Linked DNA regions of Homo sapiens: region 2 is linked to region 1. The links are chromatin loops, found by intact Hi-C in ENCODE. Cell type or tissue: PC-3. All regions are shown on one strand. Links, peaks and the distances in the headings refer to the core of each region. The heading gives the core; the rest is flanking DNA. Region 1 overlaps SLC6A5 (solute carrier family 6 member 5). Region 2 overlaps LOC124902645 (a long non-coding RNA gene).

The links. Hi-C counts contacts between places; a loop is a spot of excess contacts. Peaks named below come from ENCODE experiments on the same cell type or tissue, not always from the same donor. Only the 100,000 strongest peaks of a DNase experiment are listed, where the experiment ranks them.
Region 2: a loop joins it to region 1, with 12 times the contacts of the local background. A loop is called at or near these places in 8 of 110 quality-filtered maps.

The regions. Positions count from the first base shown.
Region 1 is chr11:20,645,044-20,650,431 of GRCh38, reverse strand. SLC6A5 (solute carrier family 6 member 5) reads right to left here. Exons shown (of 16, transcript NM_004211.5): 14 at 3,498-3,598. Among named protein-coding and RNA genes, the nearest start is that of NELL1, 22 kb to the left of the region's middle. In PC-3, for the core only: CTCF peaks have their summits at 2,088 and 2,288 (motif pointing left); a DNase peak (open chromatin) is centred at 2,261.
Region 2 is chr11:22,150,702-22,156,089 of GRCh38, reverse strand. The region is part of intron 1 of LOC124902645 (a long non-coding RNA gene); the gene reads left to right. Among named protein-coding and RNA genes, the nearest start is that of ANO5, 40 kb to the left of the region's middle. In PC-3, for the core only: a CTCF peak has its summit at 3,149 (motif pointing right); a DNase peak (open chromatin) is centred at 2,809; H3K27ac peaks cover 274 bases.

The sequences.
Region 1 (5,388 bases), core at 259-5,258:
CTGCCCATTAACTCCTATCACTGCACACTTGGGCTAGCAACAGCCATGAGACCCCTCTGAAGACTTGGCCAGTGCAGCTGAAGAGAAAGAAAGGAATTTAAGTGCTGAAAATGGAGGCATCTTTAAAAAGTGGAGCCAAGGTTCTAACTTCTCTACTCAAGCCTTTGGGGGAAAATTTCCCTGAAAAGTGTATGGCTCCCTGTATTCACCCTGCCTGTAGCAACATCAGCCTAGAATAATGTACCTATGTAAGTCCTCTCCTCCTCTCCCCACCCCTCTCTTCCTAACTTAAACAACAAAATAACTGCGCAAAAGTGATTGGAAGGAATTTTGCCAGGAAAGATAATGTATGAAAGTGTTTTAGAAAAGTGTGAAGTGCTAGATGGATGTAAGGCATCTGTATTACTGCCGCAAAGCCCAGGCAGCTGGGGCAAGTGATTATTTCAGTACAATAATAATTCAATATATTGATTCAAAGCAACATGAGCCCAAAGACAACTGTTGGAAAAAAGTCTTCTATGGAAAGAGATGTCTACTCTAGGCCCCTTTTTAAACATTTGTCCCTAGAGTTATAAACTTTATTAACCAGAGTATTGTAAGTATGGCCTAATGTAATTATGGTAAGCTGCTCCATTTCATTTACTATATAAATAGCAATACATCTGCTTATGTGCATGCATAACTCAGTAACGTGATCTGACTATGTATACAGTAATTGCATGGAGAATATTTATAGCTCTATAAATCCATGAAGGCATATATAAAAATGATCAATTTCGTTTTAGGGGCTCCAAAGTAATTTAAACCCATAATCTTAGCCTATTCCAGCACACCACAAATATCCATTTTATAGAAGGGCAAATGGCAAAAAATAAGTGTTGGGCTTGGTCCTCCGACACTCATTTCCAGTTGCACAAATATCATATCAAACTTACCCGGGCAAATTTGTCCTTTGCCATAAATTTCCCTCTGCCAAGTTAACTTTGATGAAACCCTGTCCTTGGCTGGGACTGGCCATGAGAGATAATAATTTAGCCACTGAGTCAGGTACACCCTGACCTTTTTGTGATGGCAGCCAAAGAAGGTGCTGGAGGGAGACTCATCAGTTGACAATGATGATGGAATTGACCCCTTCTCATTGTCCTTACTTCCCAGCCAACACAGAAGGGGAATCTGGTTCAGGATATTTTCTGGGACCTCTCCACAACTTTCTGGCATAAGATTTATATTAGAAACTAAGTAAAGCACAACATAGTTGAGGAACTTTCTCAAAAAACAGGAAGTCCGTAAAATTCCTCTTCTCTGACATTCTGCTCACAAAAATGATTAGAACTATTTTAATCCAAACTGGCCAAACTCTAATTGAAGATGAAAGTACTAGGTTTTTAGAGATAATATATAGGTATTGGCTTGAAGCTTAGACAGTCCTGGATTCAATTCTTGGCATTGTCACCTCCAAATCTAGTGGCCTGGGGCAAGTTCCTTGACCTCTCCAAGCCTCAGTGCACACACGTGTAAAATGAGAGAGGAATCACCCAGCAGGCAAAGTGGTCCTAAGCTTTAGAAACAATGCTTATGAAGTGCCTGCCTCATATAGACCACAACAAATAGCAGCGCTGATTATTACTATGTGAAATGTTATTCCAGAGTATAATAAAATCCTCTGAAGCACAGTATCTTTTGGGGTGGGAAGAAAAGCAAGAGGAAATCTAGAACATGTTCTAACTTTGATTTTAATCAAGCATAAACCATGAGTGTTAGGATCCGGGGAAGAGGGCAAGTGCAGTAGAGATGGGAACACCGGAGGCCTGTGAGTCTGTCTGTTCGCAGATGTTCTCTTCCCACCGATTAGGTAAATTCAAGTTCTTCATATACATTCCAGTCCTGAATTCAAGAGATAGAAAGCCTACCCTTTTCAACTCTCATGCCCCAAATCTGGTGGGACTTTTCAGACAAATTGCAGACTCTAAAATATAGGTACAGATGTCAGCTTCAGTATGATGTTCATGTCAACGCAGAGGGAGATCAATGCTGAACGATTTTTCTGTCTACATTTCTAGCTTTTCAGAAAGAAATTGAGATGTTTTGATTAAAACTCATTTTATGAAGGAAGGGAAGAGAGGGAGGGAAGGAAAGAAGAAAGAAAGAAAAAAATGTATTCCCTCTGCGATTGTACTTTCATCCTGTCTTGGTTGCCTTTAGGGAAACTGGGACCATGTGTAATAGCAAAACAAAGGCCTTAATCTGGTTTCTAGTGCCACCTACTGGATTCTGTGGGAATTACAGCCAACATCCTCCAGCGTTCCCAAAATTACACCTGTACAAGCCACAGAGGAGGATGGGGAAGGATCTCTGTCAATTGCTGTGTTTGCAGTGTGAAGTGGGGCAAAGCTGGCAGCTTATAGCACAATAACAAAGGTGACAAAATGAGAATGTAAGACCCTGAACTGCAGATTTTCTGAAACGTGAAAGGCTCTGATCTTTAAGAAGGTGAATGTCAGATGATCCCAAAATGTCATCATCCCACTTGAAGATGACAAGGTAGTTCTCAAAAGCAATGAAAATTAGCATAAAAGCTTAATGCTATATTAGTTGTAGAGCAGCTGTGTTGAACAGTGATTAAGAGCATGAATTCTAGAGGCAGACCGCCTAAGTTCAAATCCAAGCTGTTGATAATTATTAGATGTACAAGGCAAGGCAAGTCACATCAACTCTGGGCTTCCGTTTCCTCATCTGTAAAGTGGAGATAATTATAATGCCAACCTTGAGGAGCTACTGTGAGGGAGAGATGAGGCTATACATAGGAAGCACTGTGAACAAAGCCTACAGCAAATTAGCACGTGGAAAACGTGGCTGTGATTGTAAGCCATTATTAGTACATAAAGCAGACTGATATAATGGGAAATGTGCCATAGGAAATGTTCCATAGGAACATTTATATATATATATAGGAACTGATATATATATAAATATATATAGGAACTGATATATATATAATAGGAACTATATAATAGGAATTCCTATATAATAGGAATATATATAACTATATAATAGGAATATATAGTTATATATATAACTATATAATAGGAATATATAGTTATATATATAACTATATAACTATATAATAGGAATTCCTATATAATAGGAATATATATAACTGATATTATATATATAGGAACTGATATATATATAAATATATATAAATTTATATATATATATAGGAACTGATATAATGGGAAATGTGCCATAGGAAATGTTCTCCAAAGACCTTTGCATGAGTCCTAGCTCTGCACCTGACCTGCTAGGCACCTTTAGGCAAGTCTTTTCAACTCTCTGAACTTCAGTTTTCTCATTTGAAAGACAAGACCACCACCCAACCTACCAGCTCCCAGGCTCACACACTGTTCAAATGTAAACAGGCATGCACTGTTCAAATGTAAAACACCACATACGTATGCAAGGTGCTGTCTGCACAAGAAAACATGCAAAATCCTTACGGTTAAAATGGTTGGGGTTACAAATGCCCAGCAGACTTTCCAGAAGATGTTAGGCTGGAATCCAATCATCATCTCTATATCTTCACAGAATCTTTGCAAGCCTGCAAATAGACAAGCAGAGAACAGGTATAAGGCACAGTAGCAGGAAGGTGAGGTGGTGGCAGGGCAGGCACTAGAGCCCCTCACTCAAGCACCATTGGCTAGGGCTGGCCCCAGCCCTGTATCAACATGACCTCTATTATGCAGGGAACCATCAGACAAATGACTCGCTGCCAGGAAGATTAAGGCAAATTGAACACTTAAATAGATATTAAATATGCTCTGTGGTGAGATTAAAAAATGTCAGCCTGCAGTGACATCTAAAAAGTTCAGTTCCAGCCTGGCCCAGACTCTCAGCATTGCTACAACCTGACATCTCACATGTGCAGCTGTTTTCTGAGGTGCTTAGTGACAACTCTGGCAAAACCAGTGAAGACTGTGGTCAATAAACAGAGCATATTCTGAAAGCATTGGAATTTAGAGAGAAAATCATTGCACACCGGCTTTTATCCCCCACCCTCCCAAAGCCACTCTTCCAATGAGTCATTTATCTTTGTGCCGTGCAAGATGATAATAGCACACAAAAACCAACGTAAATTCCAAGTGTCAATCACCCACTTTGTTGGAACTCAAAGGACTGCTGTCTTCTTGGTCACTCATCAACCTCACTAAAGTAAAAACAGAGGAGATGGTTACTCTCATGGCCCTAGACAACCGCCATCCCTGCACCCTCTTGGTTTAGGAAGGTTTTTAAAACCACTCCTTGAAAGAAAAAGGCATTGAGAAATATTTTAGAATTGGGCAGTTTCTTGCATTCTTTCCCCACCTCATCAGAACTGTGGCCTTCCCAGGACTGTGGGATTAAGATGTTGAATGGACCTACACGGTCTCCAAGTTCAAGCTCCTTCATAGTCAGCAGCTCTGATTTCAACATGGCCTCAGCTTAAAAACTCATCATTCTGGCCGGGCGTGGTGGCTCATGCCTGTAATCCCAGCACTTTGGGAGGCCAAGGCAGGTGGATCACGAGGTCAGGAGATCGAGAACATCCCGTCTAACACGGTGAAACCCCGTCCCTACTAAAAATACAGAAAAGCTGGGCATCGTGGCGGGCGCCTAGAGTCCCAGGTACTCGGGAGGCTGAGGCAGGAGAATAGTGTGAAACAAGGAGGCAGAGCTTGTAGTGAGCCGAGATCGCACCACTGCACTCTAGCCTGGGTGACACAGCAAGACTCTATCTCAAAAAAAAAAAAAAAAAAAAACACTTCATCATTCCTTCATCCTCCATCATTTTCATGAAAAGTGGGTACCTGCAGGTCAAGAGGGACATACCAACATCTCCTCCCATCAAGAATACTCCTTGTACATTTTCAGGCCTTCTTTCTAGACCTTGGTCGCTTGCTCCTCCTGTTCTCAGGATTTCCCAGCCTCCTCAGATTTCTGGGTCTTTTGCCCTGAGCTCCACCAGAGCAGGTGAATTCAGTCTCTGGGTGCTCCTCTTCCTGCCTTCACTGGCCACCTCTCCCACTTCTGCCATCATCTCCCTGGACACCACCTGTACTAGCTGCCCTCATCTGATCAGTGTCCCCCACCACCCCCACCTCAGTCCCCACTTATCCTTCCTGGTCCTGTATTTTCAATGCGTGCCCTCTACTACTTGGAAGTGGGGAAGGATGGATGTGATGTGAGAAGATAATCTCTTGCTGGGCTAGAAAGCAGAGACTGGAGTTTTCCTTCTGCAGAATGGAATAGTTCAATTCAGACCCTTAAAAAATGGACCCGCTGGGCCAGGCATGGTGGCTCTATCCTGTAATCCCAGCATTTTGGGAGGCCGAGGCAGGTGGATCACTTGAG
Region 2 (5,388 bases), core at 328-5,327, 1.5 Mb before region 1:
TTGAAATAATCTGGGTCTTCACCAAGTCCCAGTTAAAAAAAGAAATTCATAGGTGGTGGTGGGTGGTGACTAGTGCTATAACTAAGTCTTTAAGTAAGTATCTTAAGCTACCTTTCCCAAAATGGATTCCAGGAAATAGTAGTCTCACAAGTTTCACTCCAAACTGAAGGCTCTTTGTTCAAATTCCTTTTGGAAATGCTGCAGTCTTTGCTGATGTCAACAAGAGGCTACTAGCACTTACAGCCAGACAATTCTTTGTTTTCTGCAATTATCCCCAAATATTGCACGTTATTTAGCATCCATGTTCTCTGGACTTTAAATGCAAGTAAAGGTTCTCATCATCATGATAATCAAAATTGACTTAATACATTTATAAGTGATTTATATGATTTGGCTCTGCCCCCCTACCCCCTCAAATCTCATCTTGAATTGTAGCTCCCACAATCCCCACATGTCGTGGGAGGAACCTGGTGGGAGGTAATTGAATCATGGGGGCGGGTTCTTCCCCATGCTGTTCTCATGATAGTGAATAAGTCTCATGAGATCTGATGGTTTTAAAAAAGGCAGTTCCCCTGCACAGGCTCTCCTGCCTGCTGCTATGTAAGATGTGCCTTTACTCCTCCTTCGCCTTCCACCATGATTGTGAGGCCTCCACAGCCATGTGGAACTGTGAGTTAATTAAAACGTTTTATAAAAAAGTAAATTACCCAGCCTTGGGTATGTCTTTATTAGCAGTGTGAAAACAGACTAATACTATGATCCTTGGAGGATGGTACCAAACCTCATTGAGAACTACTGTAGCTATCGCCTTATGCAAATTCCCAGAACACTTGTCATGTTGGTATATTAAAGACTCAGGGAAGAATCTGTTTTCACTATATTGTTTTGTTTTAACTTTTAATCTCCTAGGTATCAGTGCAGGTTTGTTACATAGGTATACTTATATCACAGGATTTTGTTGTACAGATTATTTAATCAGCCAGGTATTAAGACTGGTACCCACTAGTTGTTTCTACCATATTGTTATTCGATTCAGCATATCCTAAAAAATTATAGAGCCTCTTACCCCCTCTCTCTTGTTTTTCTTTAGGATACCAAGTGATATCCCATGAAATTCCCTTTGGAAAATACTACTTTAGCAAGAAGGATGAGGAAGGGGATATTAGAAAGAGCAGAGACATTAACGATTGCCTAATATCTGAAGCCCACTATTTACCCCATGAGACAGATATGGCCCACTTGGCCCTGAGGACTTTTCAAATTTTTGCTTTAGACATGATTACCATTCATGATCTTTCAAGCCGCTGGGACCTAATCATTTATTTCTCTTTGAGAGGTGTCTGGCTAGCTGGCTTGGATATATTAGTTATTGTATTTAATGTTGTTAGTAATTCATTATACAGTTTGAGCTGCTTGGTTTCATTTTATGAACATTTTATCATAAAACAACAAGAAATTCTTAGAAAAGATTTCTGCCATAAGAAAAAATAGACGTGAATAAGGCCCCCATATTCAACTTGCTTATATTTGGGTCATGTATAATTCTCATACACTAACTGTGGACCCTTTGACTTGCTTTTGTGTTTAGTTTAAAAGATTATACTAGATAAGCACACGTACATGGATGCCTAATTACGTAGTAGTCATTAAGGAAAGCAATGCATTTTTCTGTATTCTAAACTCATATTTTGCTAATGGGAGAAACTGGTCCAGAAAATGGTCAGCAGCAGAGATGTGATTTGGATCCAGAAATCCTGACCCCCGGCAAGAATCTTCATACTGCTTCATTTTGTTATCTCTTAATAGAGTAAGAACTACTGAGATGTGGAAAATGAAGATTTGGAATGAGAGGTGGATGAAGGGAAGAAACTGAACTTGAATAGGAGGGCCTTTTAACAGAAAGTTCTCAGAAAATCATTATTTAACCATTCCAGTGTTAAAAAAAAAAAAAAGTCCATCTTCACCCTCCCCAAAGAAACTCATTTCATGCTAAATATATAAACTTAACAGCTGCTTTGGTGAACCACCAGTGCCTGGCACCTCTATTATCAAGAAGCAGTGAGTCCTGATGGCAGGTTTGGGTTTCTTGGGGGCAGGTAATAACAGGTCAAGGCTTTGCTTTTTACCCAAATGCGGTGTAAAAGGAGTTTTGGGTTTCCTCAATTTCAGCTTGTCGTGGCCAGGTCTAGATAAGATTATATGGTCTTTTCTTAAAAGACCTCAGATATTTCTTTCATCCCATTCTCAGTCACAGTGTATTTTTTCTTCTGCTACTTGACTGATAAAGTTTTTTTAAATACTAGTCTCTCTCTTCTTCCTTGCTGCAGCTATAGAAATTGATTCAGAAGTGAAACAGTACTGTAAGGGTATTCTTTTGATAGTTCATTATTAAGAGGAATCTCTATATGTATTTTTATCATATTTCAGCTCCAAGCGGTAAAAGTAGCTTCATTACGAGCAGCTAAGTTCTAAATTACATATGTCAAAATAACAAAAACACTTAGTTTGCAAGGGGTTGAGGTATAAGGATTTGGAGGAATCAGTAGTGAGTTTTGGAGAAATTGGTACCTGCCCTATGTTTCAAAGCGGAAGTTCAAAACTCAAATGTCTGGTGGAATCTGGGCACCAAACTGTAATGAGTGAAATTGGCTAAGTATACAAAAAAAAAAAAAAAAAAAAAAAAAAAAAAAAAAAAAAAAAAAAACAGCTCATGCCTGATGATAATGGACAACTGACACACCCGGTAAGTGTGAGTCATGGCATAGCAAATACTAGTAACTGTGGCAAATTCTAGTGGGCAAGTGGGCATGCCCCATCTAAGAAGGGCAAACACTACTTTACCACAGCTGTGGAACAATATTGACTCTCTGTTGGCAGCCTTTCAAAGGAAACGAAAAATTCAAATTTTACACATTAGTAACCAATTCATAAAAACAATAAGTGGGTAAACATGTCAAATAGAATGGGCTGAGTCTCACTGGTTCTTAGGTTAAATAAGCTTAGTATTATCTCCACATCTCTCTGCCCTTCCAAACTGGAATCTTCCAATACAAGGCATCATTCTGATGCTTTGTCTCTGGAGTTGGTTTTCAGTGTATAGGTATCCCTACGTGTTTTTTAGCTTGTGAGTCCTAATACTTAAAGAGCCAGCAGGGGGAACCCACAGACTGTGTGACTCAAAACCAAAGGCATGGATTTTTAAAGTTTATACATGGAAAAAAAAAAAGCTATTTTGAGGACCAGCAACCAGCTGCCAGTGGTCTGGTCAGCAGTTTGAGTTGTGACTTTCACACCAACCTTGGTTTTTACTTGTCTAATAAAATATTTTCATACTAATAACTACTTACACAACTGGAAACACTGTATGCAAACTCTTCTCTGGAACTTCCATCAGGATATGGAATGTGGCTTAAATGTTGAAAGTAGAAATCACGGCCGGGCATGGTGGCTCACGCCTGTAATCCCAGCGCTTTGGGAGGCCAAGGCGGGCGGATCACGAGGTCAGGAAATCGAGGCCATCCTGGCTAACACGGTTAAACCCCATTTCTACTAAAAATACAAAAAAAAAAAAAAAAAATAGCCGGGCGTGGTGGCGGGGGCGCCTGTAGTCCCAGCTACTCGGGAGGCTGAGGCAGGGGAATGGCGGGAACCCGGGAGGCGGAGCTTGCAGTGAGCCTAGATCGCACCACTACACTCCAGCCTGGGAGACAGAGAGACTCCGTCTCAAAAAAAAAAAAAAATAAATAAAAATAAAAATAAAAAAGAAAAAAAGAAAGAAAGAAAGAAAGTAGAAATCATGCCCTTCTCTGGATCTGTCTGAATGCTGGTTCAGATAGGCGAGGGAGTGATGTGTCATGCCATATTCATTTATTTTGACATAAAATGGATTTATATCAACCAGCATTTTATTATAAAGATCTCACTATATGTACAGTGATGTATTAAATGTAAAATTGTATAATATTGATTCACCGCCTCCAAACATGTTTAGGGTAATTGTGAACGCTAACACACACGTACACACACACACACACACAGACACTCACACAGAGGGAGAGAGAAAGAGAGAGAGATAAATTGCTAGATAAGTGCAATCTGTCTTGTGGAGAAGGCTTGGGCAGAATTTACATCAGTCAGTGCTTTTTAACCTTTATCTTATAATGGCACATGTGGGAAATAAAAATATTCATAGGCACATTGGGTAAACTTAATGGTTATGATTATATAAAAGATGAATAGCTCTGACCACCCCAGGCTACATCTAGCCATGGAGAGGAATATGAGGATTAGCATCTGGGCAGATATTTAGTCTCCTTTTAGCATAGCAGGGTCCTGATGTTGGTCAGGAGCCTCTGCTTTAGGTAGGTAAGAGAGGAGCGAGTAACATAGTGGCCCCTTTGGGAATGATTTTTCTTTTTCCTTTTGCTATCTCATAATGTTGATTTAGTTATTTCATACTGGTATTGGTCAAAAAATAAATTAAGTTCTTTGTCACTTTCCTCTATTTTGAAAATATAGGATGAAATAAAAGGTTTAGTTTTCCAGAATTTTTCCCTAAAATGAACTGAATGTTTGTGTTCCTCTCAAAATTTATATGTTGAACTCTTAAGACTCAATGTGTCGGTATTAGCAGTGGGGACTTTGGGAGAATATTAGGTGATGAGGGTGGAGCCCTCAAGAATGAAATTAATACCCGTATATAAGGGACCCAACAGAGCTCTCACTCTCTTTCTGCCATGTGAGGATACCAATGTACAATAAGAAGTTGGCAGTCTGCAACCTGGAAGATGGTCTTCACCAGAACCCAACCATGCTTCCACCCTGGTCTTGGATTTCCAACCTGCAGACTGTTAAGAAATAAATTTCTATTGTTTAAAGTCACTTAATTTATGGTGATTTGTTATAGCAGTGCAAACTGACTAAGCACACCCCTTTTCAAAAGTTCTAAGACCAAAGCATCATATCTCTAGACAAGATGACATATTTTATCAGGTAAGAGCTAATCCAACTCCCAGTGTTGGTTTAGGCTTCTTCGGCTCACTCACTTTTCATAACACTATTGCTTGGAGGGAAAAGAAAGGTCAATAAGAAGAAAAACAAGAAAGAGAATAAGGCCATTACTGGTATTATCATTATACCTAATAAAAAAACCTAATGAATGCCCTCTCTATGCCATCAACCTCCATACTCATAATTACTTATTTATATTAAAAAAACAGGCTACTGCTATTTTGGAAGAGAATAATATGTAGTTATAATTGAGCATACTGAAGTCTAAATGATAGAATTATTAGTGAACTGAGAGGAGACTGAAATTGTTCATATTTATGCAGAAGAGCATTATTCCATATTACTGCATAGTGGCTTTCCTTTGTTCTTTTCCTTCAG